4 separate regions of the Homo sapiens genome follow, and all the other regions are linked to region 1. A link is a contact called in ENCODE Hi-C or POLR2A ChIA-PET data. All regions are on one chromosome and are shown on one strand. The core of a region is the stretch at or near the end of the contact, and the rest is flanking DNA. Distances in the headings are between cores, read along the strand shown. Region 1 holds the start of CALM1 (calmodulin 1). Region 2 holds the start of GSKIP (GSK3B interacting protein). Region 3 holds the start of SNHG10 (small nucleolar RNA host gene 10). Region 4 holds the start of SYNE3 (spectrin repeat containing nuclear envelope family member 3).

The links. Hi-C counts contacts between places; a loop is a spot of excess contacts on that map. ChIA-PET counts read pairs that join two places held with the same protein, here RNA polymerase II (POLR2A). Pooled maps may share reads with other maps.
Region 2: a map of naive thymus-derived CD4-positive, alpha-beta T cell shows a loop between it and region 1 (14-fold over the local background). The contact joins the promoter of GSKIP here to the promoter of CALM1 in region 1. A Hi-C loop is called at or near these places in 1 of 168 maps with a recorded cell type or tissue (naive thymus-derived CD4-positive, alpha-beta T cell), 1 of 37 single-sample maps with no recorded cell type and 6 of 50 pooled maps. POLR2A ChIA-PET finds 5 or more read pairs at or near these places in 1 of 52 experiments (T-cell).
Region 3: a pooled map shows a loop between it and region 1 (24-fold over the local background). The contact joins the promoter of SNHG10 here to the promoter of CALM1 in region 1. A Hi-C loop is called at or near these places in 2 of 168 maps with a recorded cell type or tissue (CD8-positive, alpha-beta T cell and naive thymus-derived CD4-positive, alpha-beta T cell) and 8 of 50 pooled maps.
Region 4: a loop to region 1 is called in a pooled map, with 8 times the contacts of the local background. The contact joins the promoter of SYNE3 here to the promoter of CALM1 in region 1. A Hi-C loop is called at or near these places in 3 of 37 single-sample maps with no recorded cell type and 6 of 50 pooled maps.

Annotation. Positions count from the first base shown.
Region 1 is chr14:90,395,435-90,399,183 of GRCh38, forward strand. It overlaps CALM1 (calmodulin 1), which reads left to right and starts at 1,595. Exons shown (of 6, transcript NM_006888.6): 1 at 1,595-1,799. The coding sequence starts at 1,797. RefSeq lists silencers at 1,287-1,706, 1,987-2,146, 2,157-2,706, 2,787-2,856, 2,897-2,966 and enhancers at 1,391-1,685, 1,807-1,856, 3,027-3,326.
Region 2 is chr14:96,361,516-96,365,264 of GRCh38, forward strand. GSKIP (GSK3B interacting protein) reads left to right here and starts at 2,011. Exons shown (of 4, transcript NM_016472.5): 1 at 2,011-2,053. ATG2B (autophagy related 2B) reads right to left here and starts at 1,826. Exons shown (of 42, transcript NM_018036.7): 1 at 1,300-1,826. The coding sequence starts at 1,461. RefSeq lists enhancers at 386-455, 1,697-1,991, 1,912-2,732 and a silencer at 1,934-2,283.
Region 3 is chr14:95,532,373-95,536,121 of GRCh38, forward strand. SNHG10 (small nucleolar RNA host gene 10) reads right to left here and starts at 2,500. Exons shown (of 1, transcript NR_003138.3): 1 at 540-2,500. It overlaps GLRX5 (glutaredoxin 5), which reads left to right and starts at 2,678. Exons shown (of 2, transcript NM_016417.3): 1 at 2,678-3,012. The coding sequence starts at 2,718. It also overlaps SCARNA13. RefSeq lists enhancers at 1,108-1,897, 1,898-2,687, 1,951-2,410 and silencers at 2,551-2,840, 3,051-3,110.
Region 4 is chr14:95,514,151-95,517,899 of GRCh38, forward strand. SYNE3 (spectrin repeat containing nuclear envelope family member 3) reads right to left here and starts at 2,500. Exons shown (of 18, transcript NM_152592.6): 1 at 2,446-2,500. It overlaps SYNE3-AS1 (SYNE3 antisense RNA 1), which reads left to right and starts at 1,970. Exons shown (of 2, transcript NR_188030.1): 1 at 1,970-2,070; 2 at 2,854-3,749. RefSeq lists silencers at 1,902-2,196, 1,946-2,755.

The DNA of each region.
Region 1 (3,749 bases), core at 345-2,844:
TCAGGTTTGTGAAGTGAATAGTGTCTTTCTAATCTGCAGAGGGAAGGCAGCATCCCCTGGCTTGCTGCTGCAGCCTCTCTTTAAATTAAACAGCAGGTTCACTCTTTCTGCGGCATTCCAGAAGGAACATCAGTAGGAACAGCTCCACAGATGCTGACGTCTTGTCTAAGGTTATCCCAAGAAGTCCTGTGGCATTTGCAATGTGCCTGTACATTTTTCCTTTTTTAAAAAACATATTCCTGCAGACTTTGTTGAAAGCAGAAACAAACACAAGCAAGCAAAGCCCTTTCTAGCACAGCATGTTAATCACACACTTTGCCATATTCTGTGAAACAGTAAGCAAATGATAACCTCCAACTGTTGCCCGGGCCCTGTAAAACAGAAGATCAAATTCTGTGTTCTGCCTTGGCAAGAAAAGAAACTGCAGCATTTTGTCTAGATTTTTACAAGTCCTGGGGTTCACATTACTGGCTGAAATTGTTCTTTCTCTACTTTACAGAAAAATGGAAAACACTAGTAAACTTAAAGATTTAAATATTATTTTAAAAGGAATATAATAAAAAATGGAAAACACTAGTATATTTAAAGATTTAAATAGTCTTTTAAAAGGAATATAATCAAAACTGTAGTTTAAAATACAATCTAGCTCCATAAGAGAGGCAATTGGCTGTGTGTTCCACTTGTAATGCAGAGGATTTGAAGCATCTATTTTTTCCCTTGTTTCTATGGATTTATGAATAAAGACTCTGACCCTTCTCAGGATCAGGAAAATTACGAAAAATTTAAAGCCTGGGTTTAAGGTCTGTAGAAGCTGCACAGGTACACTAATTTTAGTAAGACGGGCGCCAGGAAAAAGAACAAAATAGTAGGGGAGAAATATTCAGGCATCCTAAAAAATATTCAGTGGAAACGTAAAAACATTAAAGACTGATTAAACATCGCAGCATGACACAGATTTAGCAACTGAGCATAAATAATTTGACTCGGATACTGCTCCAAAATCCGAAGAGGACCAATTTCTTCCAGGAGGACAACTACCTCGTCCTCTGCAGACCCCTCTCCTCGGCAGCTGAAGGAGTGTGGCCAATCTGCCTCCACCTCCCCGCGGACCCCCTACTCTCAGGACCTCCTGCAGCACCCCAAACTGGAAGTGGCCGCTGCAGACCCAAGGACGAGGGGCACGCGGGAGCCGGCAGCCCTAGTGGAGCGGTTGGAGATGTTGAGGTGGGAGGGTCACCCAGGTGGGGTGAGGCTGGGGTAGGTAGCGGAGTGAACGGCTTCCGAAGCTCTGGGCCGCCCCCAGGTTGGACTAAGCAGGCGCTCTGTCTTCGCCCCCGCCCAGGGTGGGCGTCTCCTGAGGACTCCCCGCCACACCTGACCCGAGACCGCGCGCCCAGCCTAGAACGCTTCCCCGACCCAGCGTAGGGCCGCCGCGACTGGCGCGCAGGGGGCGGCGGGAGGCCTGGCGAACCCGGGGGCGGGACCAGGCGGGCAAGGCCCGGCTGCCGCAGCGCCGCTCTGCGCGAGGCGGCTCCGCCGCGGCGGAGGGATACGGCGCACCATATATATATCGCGGGGCGCAGACTCGCGCTCCGGCAGTGGTGCTGGGAGTGTCGTGGACGCCGTGCCGTTACTCGTAGTCAGGCGGCGGCGCAGGCGGCGGCGGCGGCATAGCGCACAGCGCGCCTTAGCAGCAGCAGCAGCAGCAGCGGCATCGGAGGTACCCCCGCCGTCGCAGCCCCCGCGCTGGTGCAGCCACCCTCGCTCCCTCTGCTCTTCCTCCCTTCGCTCGCACCATGGTAGGTCGGGAGTGGCAAATGCCGGCGTAGCAGCTGCCCGAGATTTCTTCCCAGATTTCTAGTTGTTTTGTTTGTTTTTTGTTTGTTTTTGGTTCTTGGAGGTTTTTCTTTTCTGAGTGTTACGCAGCAGCTGCGCTTAAAGGAGGTTGCATTTTGGATTTGCATCTCGGCGACCTCTGCCAGGGAGCTTCATTTATTGGTTCCCCTTGGAGCTGGACTTGGTCGTAGGCCGTCCACGGGCAGGGGCTCCGGCCGCAACTGCAGCGGGGGTTTCTGCATCCAATCCCCCTGCCCCCCGCCCAGCCCCGCACCCACTGCATCCACTAGCGCCGCACCCGGGCTGCCTGCAGCGCAGCGTTTCGGCCTGGGAGCCGGGCGGGGCCGGGCACTAGACCCCCCCCCCCGGCCCGCCCCTCCCCACCCCGCTTCTCCGCCGGCGCGAAGGTGGCAGGTCGGGCGGGCAGTGGAGAATGAATGGGCTGGAGCTGGCCGGTGGCGCACATTGTTCCGGCCGGGTGTTGAGGGGCGCAGTCAGCGCCCGCCACCTCCCCACTTTGGCCGGCCCTGCTGGGCGCCCTCCCTCGGTCGCTCTCCCCTCCTTCTTCCCGGGGGGCGCGGCGCGGGCGTGGGCTGGGAAGGAAGGAGCCGGGGAAGGGTGGGGTTGGGGGCAGGAAGGCGAGGGGTTGGGGGCGGAGAGGGCGGAAGCGGCGGCCGGGCCGCCCTGCGCCCGGGCGGGGCCCTGCGGTGTGGCCGTGGCTTGTTCCTGCCGCTTTCGCACCCTGCGGCCCCCCACCCAGTGCAGCAGTGCGGGCGGGCGTGAGCCTCGGTGCACCAGGAGGCACTTCCCGCGGGAGGCGCTGGGCTCGCGCTAATTGGGGCGGGGGGGGGGGGCGGCGGGGGAGGAGGGAACTGGCGCGCGGCTTGGTTTCCATTAGAGACGCAAAGTTTCTGCTCCGGGAGGAGGCGGCGGCGCCGCGGGCTCGTCGCCTGGGGGAGCAGAAGCGGGTGGGAGGTGCGGGTGGCCTTGGCCTCAGCCCTGGTGCGCGGGGGCCGGGGGTGGTGACCCTCCTGGCCGAGGAGGGGCGGCGTCCAGACGCCCGCTCGGGGGCCGCCTTCCCCCCCACGCCTGCCCCCGGGCACGCGCCCTGCCCGGTCCCTCGCCCCGCGCCACTTCCAGTCCGCAGAGAGATGCCCTCCACGTTTCTGCTTTCTCTGCAGCCTCTAGATTGCCAGATGCGACTGTGCGCCTCGCTGGGTGTGTTTTCCACAGCCCCTTCCTCCTCGGCGTGCAGGGCTGACATCACCGACTGCGTTTCTGGTTTGGCGGGTGGGGAGATGGTTCCCCGCAGGGTTCTGGTACACCTTTGCCCCCAGGGCTAGCGCCATTTGGGGGAGGAGGTTTTCGTTGTCGAGAAAGTTGGATGCTCCTGGTAACCCCTCTAACAAGAGAGTTCTGTAGCGAGGTGGGACTGTTCTCCCCATAAGGTGACAGTTTCTCTTGCGAGGTGTGGCAGCGCTTCCTGTTGTACAAGACAGATGTTGCCTTGGCGTTACGTAAATCATCGTGTCTCCGTCATTTAAAGAAAGCCAATTTTTAGTGATTGAGGTAGAAAGAAAGATCCGTTTATAATTTGTAAAAACAAATTTTCACCCAGAATCAATATATTGGAACACCATTCCTACTGTTAAAGTTTTCACTTAAGAGTATAAACTTCATCAGCTTTCTATTAGGACTTATTTTGTAATTGGCTTCTTAGGCATCCTTCTTTAAAAGAGAAATCCACGTTAGCTCTCCTTGAGGTCTCGAGTTCCCTCGGCTGGAGGCACAGGTTCAGTGGAGACCAAATAATGCAGGTGAATTACCTTCGTGGCCATTACTGCCTCCAACGAAGTGTGTTTATTAAGAACAGTTCTTATGTCATTCTTAAGGTAGGTAGGGTTAATACTCTC
Region 2 (3,749 bases), core at 761-3,260, 6.0 Mb after region 1:
CTGTATCAAAAGTATAGAATCATGGGTTGTTGAATTCAAAAATATCCTTCAGAATCCCTATCTTTTGGAAGAATTACAGGAATACAATACCATAAGACGGACGACACAGAGATGAAGTGTGTGCTCCATTAGTGTTTACTGAACTCAGGTGAATTGCTAAGTCCATTATCACTCGGCTAATTGTGGCGGTCTGGAGAGTCTCTCCAGGGGTAGGACTCTCACCTCCTGGTGAGCGACTGGGTCTTACTGCTCTCAAACCAGGGCTCTTTCCACTATCTTGTGTCCTCTCCCTAGTTTATGTCAGGTACATACTGATAAAATTATATACTGATTTATAGTCTCTAGCACAAATTCGCTTAAGGGTCATAATAAGGTATTTCCATAATTTAAGATTTTCTGTGGCTAAGGAAGTAAGGGTTGGGCAAAGGGTAGAAGTCACTCTATTCCTGTCAAACCCAAAAGTGAATATACTTTAAGTAAAATGCTATGCATTGAACACACAAATGCAGGTACGACTGCATGTGGTGAGTCGAAATTCAGATGAAGCACCTGTATAGCAATGAGTGAATTCACAGCCTCTAGATGACAAGTAGAAGGCAGGTTTTAAAATGTCTGAAAATTGCAACTTCAGCGCTTTTGCAACACCTGCTTTTACGATCTGTCACGTGGAGCAAAGAGGCATAACTCAACAGCACTACTAGGGCCAGACGACCATTCACAGGCTGGATACACAAACCTATCTTGTAAACATATAATCAAGCAAAAGCAGGCAAACCGGCACAAGAGGCCTTCACCTAACTTTCTTCCAGATGGCAAACGCTGCACGATGACAAACAAGGCAAACATGGTGCGCAAGCAGCCAACCCAAAACAAATAACTAGGGATTCTGACATCCAAAGGTCCTCTTCATCCTTAATCCTTCCAGAATGTCATCCCACAAGGCAGGGTTTGTTTGCCACAAAACCCTGCGGCCCCTCACATCCCGAGGGACAGTTCTGGTCACCTCCTCCCACGGACCTATTGAGCCTGCTTCACAGACCCCCGAAGCACTGACTCAATTATTCCCACAGTGTAGATTCCATTACATCTGTTAAAGTTTCCGGAACACGTGATTTAGGAGAGCAAACTTGTTAGAAACAGATTAAACAACACTCTAACACATTTCTCTGAGCCGTGTCACACTCGGGTCCAAACAATTCCCAAGGAGGGACTGACTGTCACCAATCTTGGATGGCACTGGTTCAAAGCGCCCTAAAGAGGGGAGCGAGCCCCGCCCGGCTCGCCGCCGGCAGCTCTTACCCATTTGTCCAAGGGGACCTGGGCGAGGGACCCGGTGCCTTGGTACAGGTCCAGGCTGAGCTGCTCCAGGCTCAGCTTCTCCTGCAGAAAGTGGCCCAGGTACCTCTGCAGGAGGTACCGGCAGGCCCTCTTCTTGATGGACTCCGAAAACGGCCAAGGCATAGTGACTGCTGGCAGCTGGGCTGACTGCGGCTGCGGGTTGCGACGGCTCCGGCCTCGGGGTAGCGACTCCGGCTCCAGGCCGCGGCGGGGCCTAAGCCTGGGGCGGCCCCTCCATCCCTATTTGGTGCCGGGAGTCCCTCAGGGAGACCCCATCGCCGGCGCCGCACCGCTCGCGCTGGGCCTGGCGGAGGCAAGACGCAGAGGGGTCCTCCTGGCCCCAGGCCAGGGGACTTCCGAGGAGGGTCCCAACCGGCTCGGAGAGAGTGCAAGAGAGCGCGAGAGGAGGCGGCAGGGGCTGAGGCAGCCACCGCCACTGCCGCCGCGCGACGAATTTGTTGTCATCCGCGAGGCGCGTTCCCGGCTGTAGGGACGCTCCTGGCGCGTTCACGAGACCCAGACTCCCGGCGCGCCGCCGGGCGCTGGCGGAAGTGACGCCACACTGGGGCCGCGGAAGGCGGGCAGAAGGGCGGGGGCTGGAGCAGTTCCGGCTCCGAGGGGGCGGGGCGGAAGAAGGCGGGGAGGGAGGGGGCGGCACCGCCGGTCGGCTCCAGTCGCCTCCGGAGGAAGGAAGAAGAGGACGCCGGGCGCGCAGGTGAGCGGCAGCCGGGGTGGCTGCGGGCGAGGGGCGGCCCCCGAGAAGGGCTAGGGGCTCGGGGCGCCGGCGGGCCGTCAGGCCTTCCGGATGGGGACGCGACGCCATGCAGCTGGCTGGGCCGAGAGGGGCGGCAGGCTGCAGGGGCCCCGCGCCCGTGTTAAGAGGGGTCTGGGGGCCGGTCTGGCCGGCCTGGCTCTCCCGGCTCCCCTCAGACCTCGGCGCCCCGGAAACGCACACTTGGGGCTCCGCCGTCTCCGCTGGGAGGACTGGAGCCCTTCTCGAGCATCCCCGCCCGCACCCGAGCATTGACCGGTGCCCATTGTCAGCAAGTTCTTCGGCCCCCGCCTCATTCAGGTATTGTTTCTGAGGCAGCTTCTTCGTTGCCGTTTGCCTGGCGGTTTGCAGAGCGCTTCTCGCATACGCTCGCTTAATCCTGGGTGTGTCATAGCAACGATCAGGAAACTTGGGTTTTCGAAGCATCTGTGGGCAAAACTGCATTCCTTGAGAAATGCTAAAGGCTCCTGACCCCGCCGGAACCTGGGTGAAGAACTTGGGCTGTTCTGGCAGTCTGCGCAATCGTATTTCTGCCTTTTGGGAGGTAACTCCTGCAGAGGCGGAGCCGGCTGTTAAGTTAAGTCAACCTCGAAAGGCCTGGGTGCGGGTGTTCTATGGCCCAGAAGCCAGATGTCCTTCGTTAGAATCCCGGCACTGACACCTATTAGCCGCCCAGCCACTTTGAGCGGCCACTGCCCTCCCCGAGCCCACGTTGCCTCCTTTGCCGAGTGTGAGCGGATTAAAATCTTATGTGCATGGATTTGTTGGGAAGATTAAATGATATGAGTAGGGCACGAACCTGAACAGAGTCCTGAAACATACAGCTGTTTAATCACAGTGAATTAAGACGACCAGTTTAAGGAGTGAAATGTTTACTGTCTCGGCAACTTTCATGAATGCCTTGGAAATACAGCCCAAAATATTGGTAGATGGAGAAACATCTGGTTCCCCTTTCCACAACCACCTTTTCGTTTTAGAACCAGGGTACTTTGTATGCAGTTGCTTGGATTGTTGATTTCCCTCATTCTTTGTAGACTCATCTCAAGTATTCTCAGTAACTTAGATTCCCTTGCTCTTCATTCAGAAATATTTGTTAAGGTCCATTAAATGAAAGTCACCACAGTTGATCATGTGAACAGTGTCAAGAATCAGGCCGAACCTTCAAGGAGTTTATGTTCTAAAACGGAAGCATGGTGGTACCTGCTTGTGGAGGCTGAGGCGGAAGGATCGCTTGAGCCCAGGACTTTGAGGCTGCATAATTGCATTGACGCTATCCATAGAGTGCCTGCAATTTCAAATATCAGAAAGGATCGTACGAGCTATGATCATGCCACTGCACTCCAGCCTGAACCACAGAGCAAGACCCTTTCTCTCAATAAAGTGGAAGTTTGTTCATTTATTCAGTAAATATTTATTGATTGCCTTCTGTGTGCCAAGCACTGTTCTAGGTACTGGGATTACAGCAGTGAACAGATAAATCTCTTCCTTCCTGGAACTTACATTTTATTGAAGGGAGGAGACATACAATAAATGAGTGAATAATATGCTTTGTGGTGATAAGGGCTGTTGGAAAAACGAAAGCAATGTAAAGGGAGTGGAGATGGGGAAGAGAGAAGGGACTTGCCATTTTTATATGAGA
Region 3 (3,749 bases), core at 1,250-3,749, 5.1 Mb after region 1:
CCTGATCTCAGTCAACATAAAAGCAGAATTACAGTTTAGAGTGGGCAATGAGAAAGGTGGAATCAAAATAGACACAGGGAAGGCCATAAAGAGTTCGCAAGCATAAATGCCTGATAGCAAAAACGATCACAGAAGATTCCAAAACCACAATCCTGCACAAAGGCCATCTCAATCTTACACAAAAAATACTTCTGCAATGCCTGCCGAGCACCTGCCTGTCCAACCTGGGACTGGTGTCACCTTTGTTACTGATCCTTGTAGTCAAAAATAATTATCTCAAAACAATTATGTAACCCTCCTCATTTTTCCTTTAAAGACCTTTGTCTTCCTCTATCTCCCAGGATACACACAGTTAACTATCGCATGCATTTTCTCATTGCAGTGCTCTATTCCTGAATAAATGCCATTTTCTTTTAGAGAGCCTCTCTCTGTTCGTTATTTAAGTTGACAGCAACAAACAGTTTAGGTTTTTGGCAACAAATCACCAATATTTACTTAAAAACAAACAAAACACTTACAACACAGGTAGGAACAACAGGTTATTTTGGAAAGAGTTTAATATATTCTCTATTGTTAAGTGCACCAGATGCTGGACTTCTGAAACAACAATTATGCTTCTGCATAATAGCTTTTTCTACATATTTCTGTTCATGTTGCTTGTTCCTCTGATTTACCTGGAATCAATGAATCTGAAAAACAAAAAGATTCTTTAAGCACCTGGTAAATTTCAGGTCCCACATTAGAAAATGAGCAATCATCAATAATATTGATGGGGGTGAAAATATGACATTGAGACTTTCGGGTAATGTGCCGAGTTTACTTTCATAGTTTACTAGGCTCAGGTTTCATGCCGAAGGATTATTTGAAAGACTCACTCACTGACATGATTTTCTGATTTTAAATTCGAACACTCTCAAAGCATAAACAGATCACCTCCAGCAACATTGTAAAAAAATACTCAAAGTTTAAAAAAAAAAAAGTAACTTGTGGCAGTACTTAGTGTTCAACAGAAAACACTCCATCTGCTAAACAATATCTCGACTGCAAAGCTTCTCTTACTGTTGGCGGATAGATAATGACATAGCCCAGTCATTATCACCGTGGCAACAGTGACCAGAAACTATCAGAGGAAAATTGCACATGGAACAGCTGGCTCTCGAGCAGGCATGCCTCAGCTTCCTCTGGAGTATGCTTTTTCTGCAAGTCTGGTGTGCTCGAGGGTACCACCAACCCTGTGCGGCTCCAAGACTACAGATTATGTAGCAAGTCCACTGGTCCTGCTCTTCCGGATTTATTCTTCCCGCCAATAGGAGCACTTACCACGTTCCAAGCATCGTCCTAGGCACTGAGGATACAGCAGTGAATAAAACTGAGTGCTGGGTAGGAAGTCAATAACCAAGCTAGTAAATAACTGTATATTGTCAAGCACTGGTAAGTACAAGGGAGAGCAGAGCAAGCAATGGGCCTGATGAGGCTTGCTTTGTCTCCTCTGCACTCCCACACTGCTTTGTATCTGCTTCTCATTTCTCACGATGGGTCCAAGCTTTGGGCACCAGGTCTCCCTGGACATTCCGCGCTGGCACTGCGCCTAGCACCCAGCGGCTGCTCAGGAAACGTTTGTCGAACGAACGAATTCACTTCTTAGTTCCCCATTCAACAAACCTTTCCTGATCCTAGGCCCAACAGGTTAAAAGGCTGGAGGGCCAACGAGGCTGGAAACTCAGAGGCGGCCGGGGGCGGTGGCTCACGCCTGTAATCCCAGCACTTTAAGAGGCCGAGGCAGGAGGATCCCTTGAAGCCAGGAGTTCGAGACCAGCCTGGGCAAAAAAGTGAGACATCGACCCCCCGCCCCCGCCGCCAATTCCGTCTCTACAAAAAGGAAGAAAAAAAAAAAAAACCCAGAGGAAATCACACAGGCAAAAGCGCTTTACAAATTTTAAAAATGAAAACTGTTCTAGAGAAATAATCGCGCGCCGGAGGCGGAAGCCCCAGAGCCTCAGCTCCCACGTGGCGGCGGAGCCAGGGAAAGTCCAGGAGCCAAGGCTACGGCCCGAGCGCTGGAACCCCGGTCAGGCTCCGGCTCCCCGCCACGACGAACTGCATGCGGCCGCGGCGCTCCGGAGGCGCCCGGGGACGCTCACCTAAGCTGGGAGAGGCGGATACCCGCCCGGCCTAGCCCCGCTACCTCCCAAGAGACCAACACGACAAGCGCGCGCCCACCGCATTGCCATGGCAATTCAACCGCCGCTGACACCGGAACCGGAAACTTCATCAGGAGGTGACCCCTTCCCGGCGTTCCGCGGAACGGGCGAGTCCCGCGCCTCTCCCAGTTGTCTCGGCGTAGTCCAGCTGGCCTCATTGGCTCACAGGAGGAAAGTCGTCTTCCCTCTTGTTTTGCCTCTCGTTGCCCTGCAAGCGTGACCCTGATGGACATCCAGTCTCTCCAATTAACTAACAAAGCGGTTGCCGACGACCAATAGTAAGGCAGTAGGATGAGGCTCCGGCATAAGGCCCACCTCCTACCTGCCGGGCGGGACGAGCAACATGATTGGTGGAATCGAGTAATTACTGATCAGTATTGTCCAATCACGGAGGGCAGTTTAGAGCCGGCCCAATGAGGGCCTCCAGGGGGCGGGTCGGACTGCCGCGGGCCGGGGAGCGCTCTGGGTGGCCAGCTGTGGGCCCGGGCCGTCGTGGGCTCCGGCTTGCGTGCGGAGATGAGCGGGTCCCTCGGCCGAGCTGCGGCGGCTCTGCTCCGCTGGGGGCGCGGCGCGGGCGGCGGTGGCCTTTGGGGTCCGGGCGTGCGGGCGGCGGGCTCGGGCGCGGGCGGCGGCGGCTCGGCGGAGCAGTTGGACGCGCTGGTGAAGAAGGACAAGGTGGTGGTCTTCCTCAAGGGGACGCCGGAGCAGCCCCAGTGCGGCTTCAGCAACGCCGTGGTGCAGATCCTGCGGCTGCACGGCGTCCGCGATTACGCGGCCTACAACGTGCTGGACGACCCGGAGCTCCGACAAGGTCAGGCCAGTGTGCCGGGCAGGCGCCCTCCGCCCCGGGCCCAGGAGCATCGCTGCACGAGGCCGAGGGGTTCCGCCGCGCCGGGCTGGGGAGCGGGGCTCCATCCGCCGGGGTCTGTCTGAAGGTTCGAGCCGGGTTAGGGCGAGGAGTACTGCCCTGGAGTAGAGTCTGGGCTGAGGGTGTAGTTGATTTCACTGGGTCTTGAGGATCTGGGGCTCTGTACTGTTGCCAACTTGAGCAGTAGGTAAAGTCCTAAAGGTTCACTTATCCTCACTTCGAGCTAATATAGGCGTTTCGGGGCGATTTGTCAATGACTGACTCGGAGGAGGGTGGCCCGCTGCCTGACTGCTCTGCACGGTTAGGAAACTCATAGTAAGGACCCACTGTGAGATAGGTACTTTCGCGGACACTTTGGGGAGGTTGGAAGCCATTGGCCTACTCGTGGGTAAGGTCTAGGGCTGTCGATGGTGGGGAGAGGGCTGAGGTTGCCCTTGAGGCTAGTGAGGTCGGAGGCTGATCTCGCTTGGCTCACGGCTCAGGGTGTCAAGCATCATCCTCTGTGGTTGCTACAAGCAAAGGGTTGGGACAGCTGTCGGCTGACCTTAGTCGGGATCTATGTTGTCGGGGAAGAGTCATGACATTTGGCTTTAGATACTCAAGCACAGGGCTGAATTTATGTGGGCCAGGGCTTGGAGAGGTTTGTGGGGAAAAGAAGCAGCCCTGGCTCCTGGGCCCTG
Region 4 (3,749 bases), core at 1,250-3,749, 5.1 Mb after region 1:
AGGGCAGCCCAGGGTTGGAGCTTCAGGGCCAAAGTGGTTAACTGAAAATATTCATTATCACCCCGCCCAGGCTGGAGTCCCCTGGCTTCCAGTTTTGAAGCAGAGGTCAGCTAGGCGGTGTAGGACACTGCTCCTGGGTTGACCAATGGGCCACATCAATGGGTCAGCTGTTTGGGGTCAAGAGCCTCCTGCCCTCCCTGGGGCCAAGGGCCAGCTTTCAGTGCTGGGAGGACCATGAGGGGGGTGAGCCAGGACTACCCACCATTGACAGACAAGGGGAAATCAAGGCAGGGAGAAGAGGGGCAGAGGCAGAGCAGAGGGGAACCCAGGTATCCCGACGAGGCCCCTTCGCCTCAAACTGTGACACCTTCTCACATGTGCTGTGTCTGACACCATACAAAATGCTGATCAGGGCAAAGCTCGTTTAGTGCTCATGAGGCCCTGCGAGGCAACACCTGCCGTGCTATGGTTAGCCCCTTTCCACGGGGAAGGACGCTGAAGCTCTGAAAGGTGAAGCAACTTTCCCAAGGCTACACAGCCAGGAACGGGCTAAGGCAGGACTGGACTCAGGCAATCCAACTTGACTGCCCCATTCCTAACAGCTGGACAATGCGGGAAGCCTAGCTGCCCAGTGGGTTCCCAAAGGCTCCAGGGTGCTTTTGACGTTGAGCTGGGCCTGCCCAGTCTTGCCTCCCGGGGCCGCCAAGCCAGGGCCCCCCGGCAGCCCGCTCCAGGCTGCATCACAAGGCAAAGGGGCTGCCCAGGCATGGCCAGGTCCATGGCTGCTGGAGAGCATGCAAAGCACCCGAGCAGGAGCCTTGTTCCCATGGAGACAGACAGAAAGGACTCCAACTCACTCTGAAGTGTACCTGCAGGGAGCCAGGTGCCAGACTGTACCTGGAGGCAGAAACCTGAGCCTGGATTCTCACCACTTCCCTCTGTGCCACCAACACATCCTCAGGCCTTCTTCTCAGGACCCCCAGCAAGACACGAGTTCCAGAAATAAGACATCCCAGCCCACTTCCCGCTCAGCCACCCCCAGAGGGGCCTCTCTGGTTGAAAACAACGCCTGGGGCCAGCAGGCTTGGCACAGCTGTGGCTGTCAGCCTGCCGAGCACCGTCCGGCCTGAGGAATGTGCAGACCCACATGTGCTGGAGCATCCCGCTGGGGCACAGTGACAGGAAACTGAGCAAAACAGCTCGTTGGCACTGATATGCCCCTCCCACCTCCCAGCTCCTGACTCCTATGGGCTGTTGGCTGCCCTGGAAGTGCAGGCGGCAAGCCCAGGCCCTTCAAGAGAGCCAGGCAGTGTGGCTCTGGGCAAATCACTCCCCCTCTCTGGGCCTGTTTCTGCTTCTCTTGGTGGATGAAGGACGCTGTCCTGCCAAGCTCAGAATGGCAGTGATTTTATGACATGCTCTCCTTTCTGGGAGGACGGTCCATTCTCCTCATGCCCTCATTCATGTGGGATGGGGCATGCCCCCAAGACACATCAAGCTATCCCACTAGCAGCCCTTGGCTGTAGAAAGCCCCCCCACCCAGTGCAGGGATAAGGGTGACCCTTCAGAGTTGAAAGGGGTGACCAGGAACCTGGGAGAGTCCCAGGAAAGCCCAGGGTTGGAGCTTCAGGGCCAAAGTGGTTAACTGAAAATATTCATTATCACCCCGCCCAGGCTGGAGGCCCCTGGCTTCCAGTTTTGAAGCAGAGGTCAGCTGGGCGGTGTAGGACACTGCTCCCGGGTTGACCAATGGGCCACATCAATGGGTCTGCTGTTTGGGGTCAAGATCCCAAGACCCCAGGGGAAGTCAACATCCATCTGAGGCTCTCTCAGGCCCTGCAAGCCATCTCTGGCCTCACTGCCCTCCCCTTTAGAAATGTGGGAATGAGGCTCAGAGAGGTTGAGCTGCTTGCCAAGTTTGCATAGCCAAAAGGCGTCTGAACGAAACTGAGCATTCGGGGTTGGACTTCCCCTCTTCGCCGCCTGCTCTGCTCTCCCAGGCACTACTGAGCGCGCTCGCGGTCGCCAGGAGCGGATTGGGCCCCCGCCGCGCGCAAGCCTTGGTGACAGGTCAGCCCGCCCCTAGGGGAGGCAGAGGGAAGCCCCGAGGAGGCACCCGGCCCGCTGGGGCGCGCTGCCCGGGGCTTTAGGGCTTTTTCTTGTGGGCCGGCCGAAGCTCCCCGGGGTTGAAAGGAAAGGCTCGGGAATTTCGCAGCCAGCACAGAACGGTTGGATTTAAACTAAAAATACCCGCCCGCCCGCAGCTGTCACGCCGGGGCCCCCGCCCCCGCGCCGGGCGCGCCTCCCCAGGTCCCCCAGACTTTCGGCGCCCCCGATTCCCGGGGCTGTGTCAGAGCTGGGCCAGGGGCTGAGGACCCCACCCGCCCGGCCCCCGGCCCCCGGCCCCCGGCCCCAGGCCTGGCCTCCCGGCCCCGTGCCACTTACCCTCCCGGAGCGTGGAGGAGCGCGGCGCCGCGGGTAGCTGGGGCCGAGCCTCCTTCCCTCCTCCCTGCGTCCCGGGCGGCTCCGGGGCGGGGCAGGGCTGGGGCGGGCCCGGACACCGCGAGTACCCCCGCCCCCGCCGGGACCCGCCCGGTGGCCCCGCGGGAGAGGCCGCGCCCCTCTCCGCACGCGCTCAGCGGAGGCCCCGGGTGCGCAACCCCAGCCCGGCGGACATCCTGCGTGGCCCCGGGGACCAGGGCCGAAGAAAAGCCTCACCGCTCCCTGTCGCGGACCCGGGGCGGGGGTTAAGGGGGGGGTCCTGTCCACGCTTGCCTGGAAAGCAGCCCGGAGCCCTGGCCCCTGTCTGTCTCCCCGACACACACACAGCCACCCACCCTCTTCTCATCCTAGGGGATGGCGCGGAGCTGCCTCTCCGGGAAAGTTGGATCTGTGCGCCCAGACATGGAAAAGGGATTAGGACACCGGCAGATCTTGCCCTCACAGAGCGGAGGTGGGGGCCTTGGAAGGGGCACACCGCCCGTAGGCGCGAAATCCAAGAAGAAAATGACACTCATCAGCCAGCCTCGCGCGGGGAGAAAGGGCGGGGTGGGGGGTAGTGGCACCCTGCCCGTCCTCTCCCACCCCCACAGTCCGGGCCCACAGTCCAGGAGTCACAAGGGATGTGAATCCCCAGGCATAATGTGAACCCCCAACAAACCCAAGGCCTCAGAATGCGCCTCACCTCTCCCTCCCCACCAGCAGAAACATCCTCCCACTCTCCCAACCCCTGCTCCAGCCACGCCAACCCTTTAACCTTGTCCCAGAATGTCTAAACTGTATCTGCCTCTGTGCCTGTGCACATGAAGTTGCCTTGGCCCGGCGTTTGCTCCACAGCCTTCTGCCAAACTCCTACTGCTTGATGGCTGGAAGCCTTCGCACCCTGGCGCTCTCCTCCCAGGTCAGCAGTCACTGGCCTTCCTGTGCATCCAGCCCAGCTTTGAACAGTCCTGGGCCCCAACCCTTATCTTTTTCCGAGTAATTACATGGTTGCATGATTGGCTTCACCGCCTCTGGATCAGATGAGCGCTACTAATGAAGGATACAAGTTGTAAAACTAGGTTTTATGTGAACTCCAGTCATCACAGTTTAGGTGCGGCTAGCGATTTTACAGATGCGGGGTTAGTAACTGGCCCAAATCCAGGGCTTCCGGGATGCTGTTTTCCTTTTTTGTTTCTTAGCAGGGATGGCAGATGTTTGTAGAACAGATCCGTGTAAAAGTCAGTATCCTAAGAGATTAAATTGTAAAG